Linked DNA regions of Homo sapiens: all the other regions are linked to region 3. A link is a contact called in ENCODE Hi-C or POLR2A ChIA-PET data. All regions are on one chromosome and are shown on one strand. The core of a region is the stretch at or near the end of the contact, and the rest is flanking DNA. Distances in the headings are between cores, read along the strand shown.

Evidence for each region. A loop is a pair of places that touch in the nucleus more often than their neighbours do. ChIA-PET counts read pairs that join two places held with the same protein, here RNA polymerase II (POLR2A). Pooled maps may share reads with other maps.
Region 1: a pooled map shows a loop between it and region 3 (11-fold over the local background). The contact joins the promoter of LIMA1 here to the promoter of SPATS2 in region 3. A Hi-C loop is called at or near these places in 5 of 50 pooled maps.
Region 2: a loop to region 3 is called in a map of naive thymus-derived CD4-positive, alpha-beta T cell, with 32 times the contacts of the local background. The contact joins the promoter of RACGAP1 here to the promoter of SPATS2 in region 3. A Hi-C loop is called at or near these places in 1 of 168 maps with a recorded cell type or tissue (naive thymus-derived CD4-positive, alpha-beta T cell) and 7 of 50 pooled maps. POLR2A ChIA-PET finds 5 or more read pairs at or near these places in 1 of 52 experiments (activated CD4-positive, alpha-beta T cell).

The regions. Positions count from the first base shown.
Region 1 is chr12:50,281,684-50,285,283 of GRCh38, reverse strand. LIMA1 (LIM domain and actin binding 1) reads left to right here and starts at 1,764. Exons shown (of 11, transcript NM_016357.5): 1 at 1,764-1,864. It overlaps LOC107984505 (a long non-coding RNA gene), which reads right to left and starts at 1,663. Exons shown (of 2, transcript XR_001749144.2): 1 at 1,402-1,663. RefSeq lists a silencer at 1,544-1,853.
Region 2 is chr12:50,023,438-50,027,040 of GRCh38, reverse strand. RACGAP1 (Rac GTPase activating protein 1) reads left to right here and starts at 1,547. Exons shown (of 17, transcript NM_001319999.2): 1 at 1,547-1,643. RefSeq lists an enhancer at 1,595-1,684.
Region 3 is chr12:49,365,887-49,369,483 of GRCh38, reverse strand. SPATS2 (spermatogenesis associated serine rich 2) reads right to left here and starts at 2,022. Exons shown (of 14, transcript NM_023071.4): 1 at 1,897-2,022. RefSeq lists silencers at 1,743-1,812, 1,843-1,892, 1,913-2,392 and an enhancer at 2,683-2,942.

The sequences.
Region 1 (3,600 bases), core at 515-3,014, 920 kb before region 3:
TTAGCAATCAACCTAATGCTAGCTCTATCTTCAAAAGGAGGCTTTGGGAAAGCAAGTAATTTTTGTATCCACTAAAGCACAGAGCTAAAAAAAATTGGGGGGAGGGGAGACATCTATTGAGGGAACGCCACATGCAGGGTAACGTATTTTCTGGAGTACTATCCTGTATTGATATTGTATGCTCTTTAGCATTCCCATGCTGTCTGCCACTTTTGCTGGAGTCTTGATACTTGATACTGTTAATGCAAAATAAGTAGCAGGCCATTAGTTTGGAGTTGTTTTTGTACCCAGAAAGCAACCCAAAATTTAGAGGTATTCCTTGCACCTTTTGTTTGTTTTGTTTTTTTGAGATGGAGTCTCGTTCTCTCATCCAGGCTGGAGTGCAGTGGCGAGATCTCTGCTCACTGCAATCTCCACTTCCCGGGTTCAAGTCATTCTCGTGCCTCAGCCTCCCGAGTAGCTGGGATTACAGGCACTTACCACCACGTCCGGCTAATTTTTGTATTTTTAGTGGAGACGGTGCTTCGCCATGTTGGCTAGGCTGGTCTCGAACTCCTAACCTCAGGGGATCCGCCTGCCTCAGCCTCCCAAAGTGCTGGGATTACAGGTGTGAGCCACCGCGCCCGGCCCCTTGTACCTGATTTTGAATGGAGTTTCAACCAATCACAAACAGACAACCAGCCAAGTGGTTATATAATTAGGGACCTCCCATGTGACCATACCCAAATAAGGCAAACGCTTAGCTGTAGCCAATCAAATTTCTTTACTTTCGTGTTCAGCCTATAAAGTTTGATGCCTGGGCAGCTAGAGCAGGGGTGTCTGAGCCTCTTTTGGTTCTGACTGTTGTCCGATTCAAAATCTAAGTTTGTTTTGTCTGAAATTTTTATTTCTACAATACCTATCCAGAAATCAGTCTAGGCTGGATATTTGAAGGAAGAAGGGAATAACTGGCTGGCATATTCATCACCTGTTGGAAATCTCTCTTCTCACACATTTTCATTAACTTCTTGAGGAAGTGTAATTACAAGCGTTTTCCCACGAGCAGCCCCTACTAATAACGCATCAAGCTGCATGAATTCCGAAAAGCTTCAGAAAACTTGTGGTCTGAAACCCTACTATGCTTGAGGTACAGGAAAGAAGGATACTATCAAAAGGCATCATGCAGCTGGCACGGAACTGGGACAAGAATTTGGGGGCAGGATGGCCAAGTGCTAGGCCAATTGACGGTCTCCAAACCATTAGCACAGCTCCTATTCTGAATGGAGGAGTAAAAACAGCTGTTGGAGAACTTGGACGTCATCTGCCCTTGTCAAACCGTTTTCAGGATTAATGTACTTAATTCAGCTTTTTCCACTACACCACACAGCCTCCTGTAAAACACCCTCCCTGCACACAACTTACCCCCAAAGCACCAGGAACCTAGCTGGCTAGAGTTGAGCTTAGGAAAAACCTGAGTGGCTCCAGAGTCAAACTGCGATAACGTTGAGTCAGAGGAGTTAAGGACAAAGTAGAGCTGCACAGAGGCCCACGTCGTGCAAGTGCGTGTCTCCTTCAGAGAAAAGCGTGCCGAGGTAGACTAGGCCCCGGGCAGCAAAAACCCTGTCCCGTCGCCAGCGCCCCGCACCGCCAGAGCGACTGGAGCAGACGCGAGCGCTGGGCACGTAGCCGGTGGCGCGCACGCTCAGCCCGAGGCCGCACGGGAGGCTGTCTGGCGTGCGCGCCCCCGCGGCGGTGGGCGGGGTCCGGGGCGGGGCCGCAGGAGCAGTAGGTGTTAGCAGCTTGGTCGCGACAGGTGCGCTAGGTAGAGCGCCGGGACCTGTGACAGGGCTGGTAGCAGCGCAGAGGAAAGGCGGCTTTTAGCCAGGTAAGGGCCTTCTCTCTCCACAACCGGAGAGTGCGGGAAGACCCCGGCTTCTCTCCACACCCTCTTTCTCCTTCGACTTTTGGGGCGGGGGGAGTGCAAGGAGTGTGAGTCCCTCCCCCTCGAGATAAGGGGTCGAGGGACGCTGATCCTCCGTTCTTTCCTCACTTCTGGGGCCTGCGCTGGGTGGGGAGTGCTTATGTCGGGCTGAGCCTTTGCTGCCCAAGGGCGGGAGCTGCAAATACCCCGTCCTCTCCCACCGAGAACACTGCATTCTAACTGTATACTTTCTGGTGTGGTGGAGGAAGGTGACAATTCATTAAAACTCCAAATACCCTCCTTCCAGGGAAATACTGTAATATTCAACTGTTCTTTTTCCTTCATTTTCAGCCATTCCCTCTCTTTTCGATTTTTTCTCCCTTCCATTACGCCAGCTGAACTCTGTTTAAGACACTTACACCCTTTTGAGGAATGTTGAGAATATAGCAGTCCTTGCAGCCGATGTGTCATCCCCGAATCGCTATCGTGTATATATCGCTGGCACTTGCCCCCGACATATGTTGGTGTTAATGTAAGGTAATTGTACACCCCTGGCTACACATACTAAAGCTTGAAGTTGTAGCTGCTAGGAACGAACCATCTGGCACCCTTCCTAGCCTCCTTACTGATGCTTGCAAGAACGGTTTAGCTGATCCTGGTGAGAGATATTTGAACTACTATTGTCTTGCACCTAATTCCAGCTTTCAAAAGTCTGCCTTGGACGGGCGCAGTGGCTCACGCCTATAATCCCAACACTTTGGGAAACTGAGGCGGGAGGATCGCTTGAGCCCAGGTGTTTGAGACCAGCCAAGGCAACTTAGCGAGACCCTTGTCTCTACAAAAAAATAAATAAATAAATAAAAATAAAAGATAAGTCTGCCTAATCCAGATCTGCCTAATCCAGATGGTTCAATTGACTTGACTTTTCAGGTTAGTCAAAGGTAATTAGGGAGTTATCAGTTTTTAAGGCAATGCCCATTTTGGGGAGAGGTTTTCTTTTGCATTAAGTATTCTTTCTTTTGCTCTTGATTTAAATGGTTTAACACAGTACCTTTTATCTGCTTGGTTACCAATACTATTCACAAATGCTAAATATTTCAGGAGCCATGAAATAACACCAATCCTTTCTTCTGAGGTATGATGTAGACACAAAAGAACATGACCCCTAACAACATGTTCTAAGTTCCTGTAGAGGTATAACCTGGGTGCAGGATGATCACGTTTTAGATAGATCTTCAAAAAATTATAGAGTTGGCGTGAAAGAAGGCAAAAAAAAGTGTGTGTTCATATATGTTTTCTTGTTTTGCATTGATAGAACAACATATAATGTACTAGGTAATTAGTTTAGGAACTTATTTCATTCTTTGGACAAAATATTGAGTGCCTTTCATGTCAGTCCTACTGTAGATTCAAAGTGCCAAACGTCTTTACCCTAAAAGAACTTAAAATCAAATGGGTTAGACAGATCCACATACAATTTATGGTATTAGTGAGGTCATTTCTATACTAGAGGTCAGCCCAGGGTACTGTAGGAGCATAGGGAATATAGGTGTTTTGTTTTGTTTTTTAATTCTCTCTTCTGCTTTTCCTTAAAAACAAAAACCTCTGAGTAATAATGAGTGATTCTCTTCAATCTATGTATTTGTATCACTTTCATATTTCTTACCCTCTCTTCCTCCAATTCTATGGCCTATGGAAAA
Region 2 (3,603 bases), core at 298-2,797, 660 kb before region 3:
AAGTACAGAAGTATTAAAAAGTGATAATATGGGTGGGTCAGCCGAACGCCTGCTATTGTTCAAGGCCAGGTGGAGTGCTACTGTCTGTAATCCCAGTGCTTTGGGAGGCTCAGGTGGGAGGATCACCTAAGGCCAGGAGTTCAAGACTAGCCTGGACAACATAGTGAGACCCTTCTCTACAAAAGATAAACAAACAAGCAAAAGAATTACCTTGATCATGTGCCTGTAGTCCTAGGTATGAGGGAGGATCCCTTGAGTGTAGGAGTTCATATTTGCAGTGAGCTATAATTGTGCCACTGCACTCCAGCCTGCGTGACAGAGTAAGACCCTGTCTCTAAAATAAAAGTGGAGTCAAATTTTCGGGTTACAAAATTTGTGATGTGATTTTTGGATAAAATACAATTTTATATATTTATGGTGATGTTTTGATGTATGTATACACTGTGGAATGACTAAATCAAGCGAATTAATATATCCATTACCTCACATACTTTATTGAGGTGTGTGGTGAGAGCATTTAAGATCTACTCTTAGCAATTTTCAAATGCATTATACTTTGTTATTAACTACAGTCACTGTGTTGTACAATAGATCTAAATTTTCCTCTAACTGAAATTTTATATCTCTTGACCAACATCTCCCTAATCTCCCTCCCCCAAATCTGTGATCTTTCTTTTCTTTTTTTTTTTTTAAATTAAGGACCAATGTGACAGTAAGTGATCTTTCCTTTAAACCACAGCGCTTCTTGTATGCTCCAGCCAGTATTTTTCCAAATTGCGGGTAGCCATGCGTTGTTGAGTAGTGAGTTCTGGGTACTTTGCATGTAGTAAGGATGAGCAGAGTTTTCATTACCCGGTTGCAACGTAAAATGTATTTCTCACTGTGGGTCCAGAGTTTTTAAAAAGCATGAAAGCTCCTGTGCTAGCACAATGCCAAGTTCTAAATAACGTTTATTAAATGGAATTATAGTATTTTATTTTCATTTTGTATTTATTTTTGTTTTCTAGAGCTATCGCCTCCATTCGTAGCTACTGGACAGTAGAGACCATACCATCTTTATTTTTCCGATTCCCAGTGGAGTGCTTGTGATGATGTGGGCTCATTCAATGTGTGTCAAATAAAAGTCTGAATGGATACATCAATGGAAGGGATAATATAGCTCAGTGAATGTGCTTGAAACTAACTGCTGTTCTAACTCCTGGTATTCTTCTGATTCTACTGTGAGAGCTGACATTGTTCAGTTAATCGTTTCCAAGGGCCCTAGTCCCGCAGACAGTGAGACCAAGAATAATTCGCATTCAGGAAGTACCACTTGCCCTTAGTCAATATGGCATCCTGAATGACTTCCGGAAAGGGCACCGCAAAAAAAAACAAAAAAAACCGAAAAACCGTTGACATTAGTCAAAATGGCCACCTTTGGCTTCGCTTTGTCAGAATGCGCATGCTCATTCCCGTTCCCGTCACCTCCGCGTGGCCCTGACGCGTACGTCACACCGTAGAGGGACGGCGCGGGAGGAATAAATTTCTCTGTGATTGGTTGGTGAAGGTTTTCAAACCGGAGCTGTGGGCGCGGCGCTGCTCTGCCGTTGGGTGAGGCGCGGAGCGAAGTGAAGGGTGGCCCAGGTGGGGCCAGGCTGACTGAAGTGAGTAGTGGGGGTGCCAGACCAGGTGCGTCTGCCGCTGGATTGTGATAGGAAGCAGAGTGTTCGTGTGGTGAGCCGTGGCCGCCGCGGGGGTCCGGGACAGCGGGACAGCGGGACAGGCTGGCAGCCACAGCCTCTCCACTCGGGCTTTTCTGGGGTGGGGGTCGTGGCAGGTCGAATGGACGCGGCCTGGGAGGGTCGGGGGCTTCTGTCTTGGCGCCGGGTTTTGTGGAAAGCCGGGGGCGTCTTTTTGAGGTGGTGGCTGGACCAGGGCAGGAGTCATCCTAAACAAGAGTCTCTCAGTCAGATACGAGTTTAAGAGTGGTTGGAGTGACACCCCATCGTTTTCGAAGGGAAGAGCCCTGGTGTTTGAGAGGCCCGGGCGGCCTGCAGTGGAGCCCCTCTACTTCGTGGGTCTCGTATGTCTAGGGAGGCAAGGCAAGGCAATGACATCTTGTCCTTCTCATCCTGATTCTTACCCTCAGTAACAACGAGGCCTTACTTGTACACTTTCACGTACATTTCTCTTCACAGGATTTCATCCGTAGGCCGAGAGGTGTGTGTCGGAAAGTGGGGGTAGGTGGGTAGATAAGCCCTTTTTTTTTTTAAGAAAGCATTATCTTTCTAATGTGTCGGGTAAATAAGCTTTCCGAGTTATTGTAGGTGTTTAGAGAAGGCGCCTTTCCTGTAGCTTAATCATTCAATAAGTATTTATCTTTTGGAGGGGACTTAAAAAAATTTTTGTATATTTAGGGGGTACAAGTGCAGATTTCTTACATGCATATATCGCGTCGTGGTGAGGTCTGGTCTCTTAGTGTCCCCATCACTCAAATAGTGAACATTGTACCCAATACGTAGTTTTTCAACCCTCAGCCCCCTCCACCTTCCCATCTTTTGTATTCTCCAGTGTGTATTATTCCACTCTGTATGTCTGTGTACCCATTGATTAGCTTTCACTTATAAGTGAGAACATGCGGTATTTGACATTCTGAGTTATTTCACTGAGGATAATGGCCTCCAGTTCTATCCATGTTGCTGCAAAAGACGTGATTTCATTCTTTTTTATGGCTGAGTAGTATTCTGTGGTGTATGTCTGTCTATATATTACATTTTCTTTATCCAATCCTTCGTTGATGAACACTTAGGTTGATACCGTATCTTTGCTACTGTAAATTCTGCTGTGATAAATATATCAATGCAGGGGTCTTTTTGATATACTGATTTCTTTTTTTTTTTTGAGACGGAGTCTCGCTGTGTCGCCCAGGCTGGAGTGCAGTGGCGCGATCTCGGCTCACTGCAAGCTCCGCCTCCCGGATTCACGCCATTCTCCTGCCTCAGCCTCCCGAGTAGCTGGGACTATAGGGGCCCGTCACCACGCCCGGCTAATTTTTTGTATTTTTAGTAGAGACGGGGTTTCACCGTTTTAGCCAGGATGGTCTTGATCTACTGACCTCCTGATCTGCCCACCTCGGCCTCCCAAAGTGCTGGGATTACAGGCATGAGCCACCACGCCCGGCCGATATACTGATTTCTTACCCTTATACCCATTAGTGGGATTGCTGGATTGAATGGTAGTTCCATTTTTAGTTCTTTGAGAAGTCTCCATACTGTTTTCCATAAAGGTTGTACTAGTTTACTTTTTTTTTCTTTTTCTTTTTCTTTTTTGAGAAGGAGTCTTGCTCTGTGGTCCAGGCTGAAGTGCAGTGGTGCGATCTTGGCTCACTGCAAACTCTGCCTCCCGGGTTCAAATGATTCTTCTGCCTCAGCCTCCGGAGTAGCTGGAATTACAGGTGTGCACCACCATGCCTGGCTAATTTTTTATTTTTAATAGAGATACGGTTTCACCATGTTGGCCAGGCTGGTCTTGAACTTCTGGCCTCAAGTGATCAGACTGCCTTGGCCTCTCAAAATGATGGGATTAGAGGCGTCAGCCACCATGCCTGGCCTGTTTACTTTCATT
Region 3 (3,597 bases), core at 773-3,272:
GCTTTGTTATTTACTAGCTCTGTGACCTTAGTAAATTATTTAACCTCTTAATTTACAAAATATGAAATAATTGTGAGGATTGAATGAGATAATACATACAAAAAAATCTTAGCACCTTGGCTAGCCCACTGAAAGAGGTCAATTAAAAAAGAGGCACATTAGGCTGCGGTGGCTCACGCCTGTAATCCCAACACTTTGGGAGGCCAAGTCAGATGGATCAAGAGGTCAAGAGTTCGAGACCAGCCTGGCCAAGATGGTGAAACCCCCGTCTCTACTAAAAATACAAAAATTAGCCAGGCGTGCTGGCGGGCACCTGTAATTCCAGCTACTTGGGAGGCTGGGGTCGCTTGAACCCGGGAGATGGAGGTTGCAGTGAGCCGAGATCACGCCACTGCACTCTAGCCTGGGCAACAGAGCAAGACTCCATCTCAAAAAAAAAAAAAAAAAAAAAAAGAGGCACATTGTCACTAATGAGAACACTGCACTCATTTCTTGCTTTGTTCAATTTTCATAACATCTAAGAAAAGTAACAATTTAAATCATTATTTTTGGACCTTTGTAAAGTAACCTAAATGCTACCATCCAAGACCTAGCTGAGAAATACAAACTGATTAATGTCCATAAATCTTAGATGAGTCAGCAAAACTTAATGCCCAACAAATAAAAGGCTTAACATGGACTACTTAGGAGCACACAATGGTCATTACAATTTCAAAATCGGCAATTTTCTATCTAGTACAATCACAAATTTGGTCTGGAAATCCAAATATTAAGGAAATGCAAACATCATAATCAATATTCCCAAATCACCTTAATTGAAACTGGAAGGTATGAGGCAGCCTATTTGAAGTTAACATCAAGAAATAATTTAAGGCAGAACCCCAACTCTCTCCCACAAACACAAAACCAGTAGCAGATGGCACAAGAACATTTCTCAGTGAGAAATTGCAATTCTAACAAAGTACAGGTAACTTAATTTTATCCATCACCTTTTGGTCAAACTGAAAACAAACAACCAAGCTTTTGGTTCTCTCCAAAACACTGAAATCTGCATTATCACTGACCTAACTTAAAGCAAGATATTTTTGGTGATCTGTCCTCTCCTGCTTCATTAACCGTAGGTAAATTAGGAACAGTAGCCTGCTAAACAGAGGGGAAGTAAATATCACAGGCATGTTTTATCAATAAAATGGACAAGCGATAATCAAATTATTTAAAGAACGGCTTGTACTCCTTAACAGAGGGACAAGCTTGAGAAAGATCCACTTTCTAAAAGAACCTAATCATTCTGGATGAATTATGAGAAAAATATCACTGTAGTCCAAAACTGACTGAATCTACCTTTCTGCTTTAATCCAAGTCCTAACCACATCTATTTTATGTCTCTGCGTCTGTTCGCCTGATTTTCCATTTCGTCTCCCCCTTCAATTCCAAGAACGCCCTTCTCTCCCTTATTTTCAAATCTCATTATTGCCCCCGAATGCTAAGGACCTCGCACAGCCACGGAGGTGACCTTACGCATCCCTACTGCATTCCTAATTCATTGTACTTCTCATCCCAAATGATCCTATTCTTTCGTTCTATCTCGCTCGTTGTTTCTTAAAATCCAATACCCCACACACGCTCACGCCAGAGTCCCCCCCACACTCCATTGTTTCCCCGGCCTATCCGTCTGGAAACTCCCCAACTCCGACGCGGGTGTTTCACCCGCCCCACAGACCCCAGGAACCTTCCACCCTCTGGGCACTTCGGGCCTCTAAGGGCTCACATCCCCCTCCTTCCCGTCCCCCCGCCCCCAACTACCCCCTCCCTCTTTTTCCTCCCTCAACCCGCTCCCCGCACCTCGGCGCCCTCTGAGCCCCCGCCAACCCCGCCACCCAGCACCCTTAGCCTCACCTAGCCCAGGCCCCCGCAATCGCCTCGTCGCCCCAGCTCCGGGCTCCGCGTCCCGGACGCTCCCGGGTCTGAGAAGAGGAAAGGAGATCCTCCACCTCCCCTTCTAGAGCCACCGCCGCCGTCGCCGCCGCGCTCCTCCCCCAGCTCTCTCAGAGCCGGACGCCGCCCCGCCCCCACCGCCGCCTCCCCACTTCTCTCCTGGGCCGGACTGCAGGATGCTGCCGGAGATCCAGCAGATCACCCCGACCCTCGCCCAGGCAGCGGCTCGCCCCGCCCCGGAGCCCTCTCGGGCGCGTGCGCGCCAGCCAGCCAGCCAGAGCTCAGGGCGCGTACTCGCGCCGGCGCGAATCCGGCGCGCCAAGCTCGAGGCTGTGGCAGCCAACGGGTGCGCGAGCGCGGCTCGAGCGGCGAGACGGCCCGCGCACCGGAGACCGAGAAGATCGGGGAGAGGCGCGGGGCGGCGAGAGGCGGGCTCCGACCAGTCGGGTTACCGCTCTTCTCGGGGCCCGGTCCCTCGCGTCTCGCACCGTCCGCAGGCTCGCGCGCCACCGGAGACTGGGAATTACCGGGGAAAGGAAGAGACTCGGGGAGAGGGTTGGGGACAAAGTAGATGGAAGGGGAAAACGGGTGGGACGCGAGCTCGCGTCCGCGTGCAGCACAGCTCGTACCCGGCGGCATCGGTTAGGGACCCGGCGCGCGCCGGGAACGGAGGGCCCGAGCTGAACTGACGGAAAGAGCCGAAACTCCCCCGGAGGTGGCCGAACGCGGGCGCCGCTAGGGGAGTCGAGCGCGGGGCTTTTGCTCAATGTCCGGGTTGGGAAGCTTTTTCTCTGGCCGCCGGGTACAGCGCCGCTCACTCTTCCGTACCGAGGACTTCACACCGCTTTCCCCTTCGCCTCCTTCCCGACCCAAGTTTTGTTCCAAAAGGCAATTTCAGAGTCGCCAACGACGGGAAACGCTGGGGCCTCCGGACCGCGCGGTCGCTCTGCCTCCTGAGAGAGCGCAGAGGCCGGTGGGGGCGCGGGAAGAATGACCTCGGGATCGTCAGTCGGGTTTCTGATCTACCCAGCTGTCAGCATAGCCCCTCTACGCGGCGGTGGTCGGTCCCGCCGCCCTTCGAATCTTTTCTGTTAAATACTCTCTTCGACGCCAGACTCCCAACCTCCCTGGTGCTGGAACTAACTAGTATTTGTGCACCCTTTCTGCATGCATAAAGCACTTACCTCAGTGTCGACTGGTCAGGGGTCTATTAAGAGGGGCCAGAGGGATTTAGACAGTCAGCATTGAAAATATTTATTAGAATCTGGGGCCGGGCGCGGTGGCTCACGTCTGTAATCCCAGCACTTCTGAGAGGCCGAGGCGGGCGGATGACTTGAGGTCAGGAGTTCGAGACCAGCCTGGCTAACATAGTGAAACCCCGTCTCTACAAAAAATACAAAAATTAGCCGGATGTGGTGGCACACGCCTGTAATCTCAGCTACTCGGGAGGCTGAGGCAGGAGAATAACCTGAACCCAGGAGTCGGAGGTTGCAGTGAGCCGGGATTGCACCACTGCACTCCACCCTCCATCTCAAAAAATATATATATATATTAGAATTTGTCCTCATCTTACCTTTTGAGGCCAAGCAAAGGGGCTCTGAAAAGGCACCAACAAGCTGGAGAGTGTGTGTCAGTGTATAGCTAGACACCACAGGCACATGT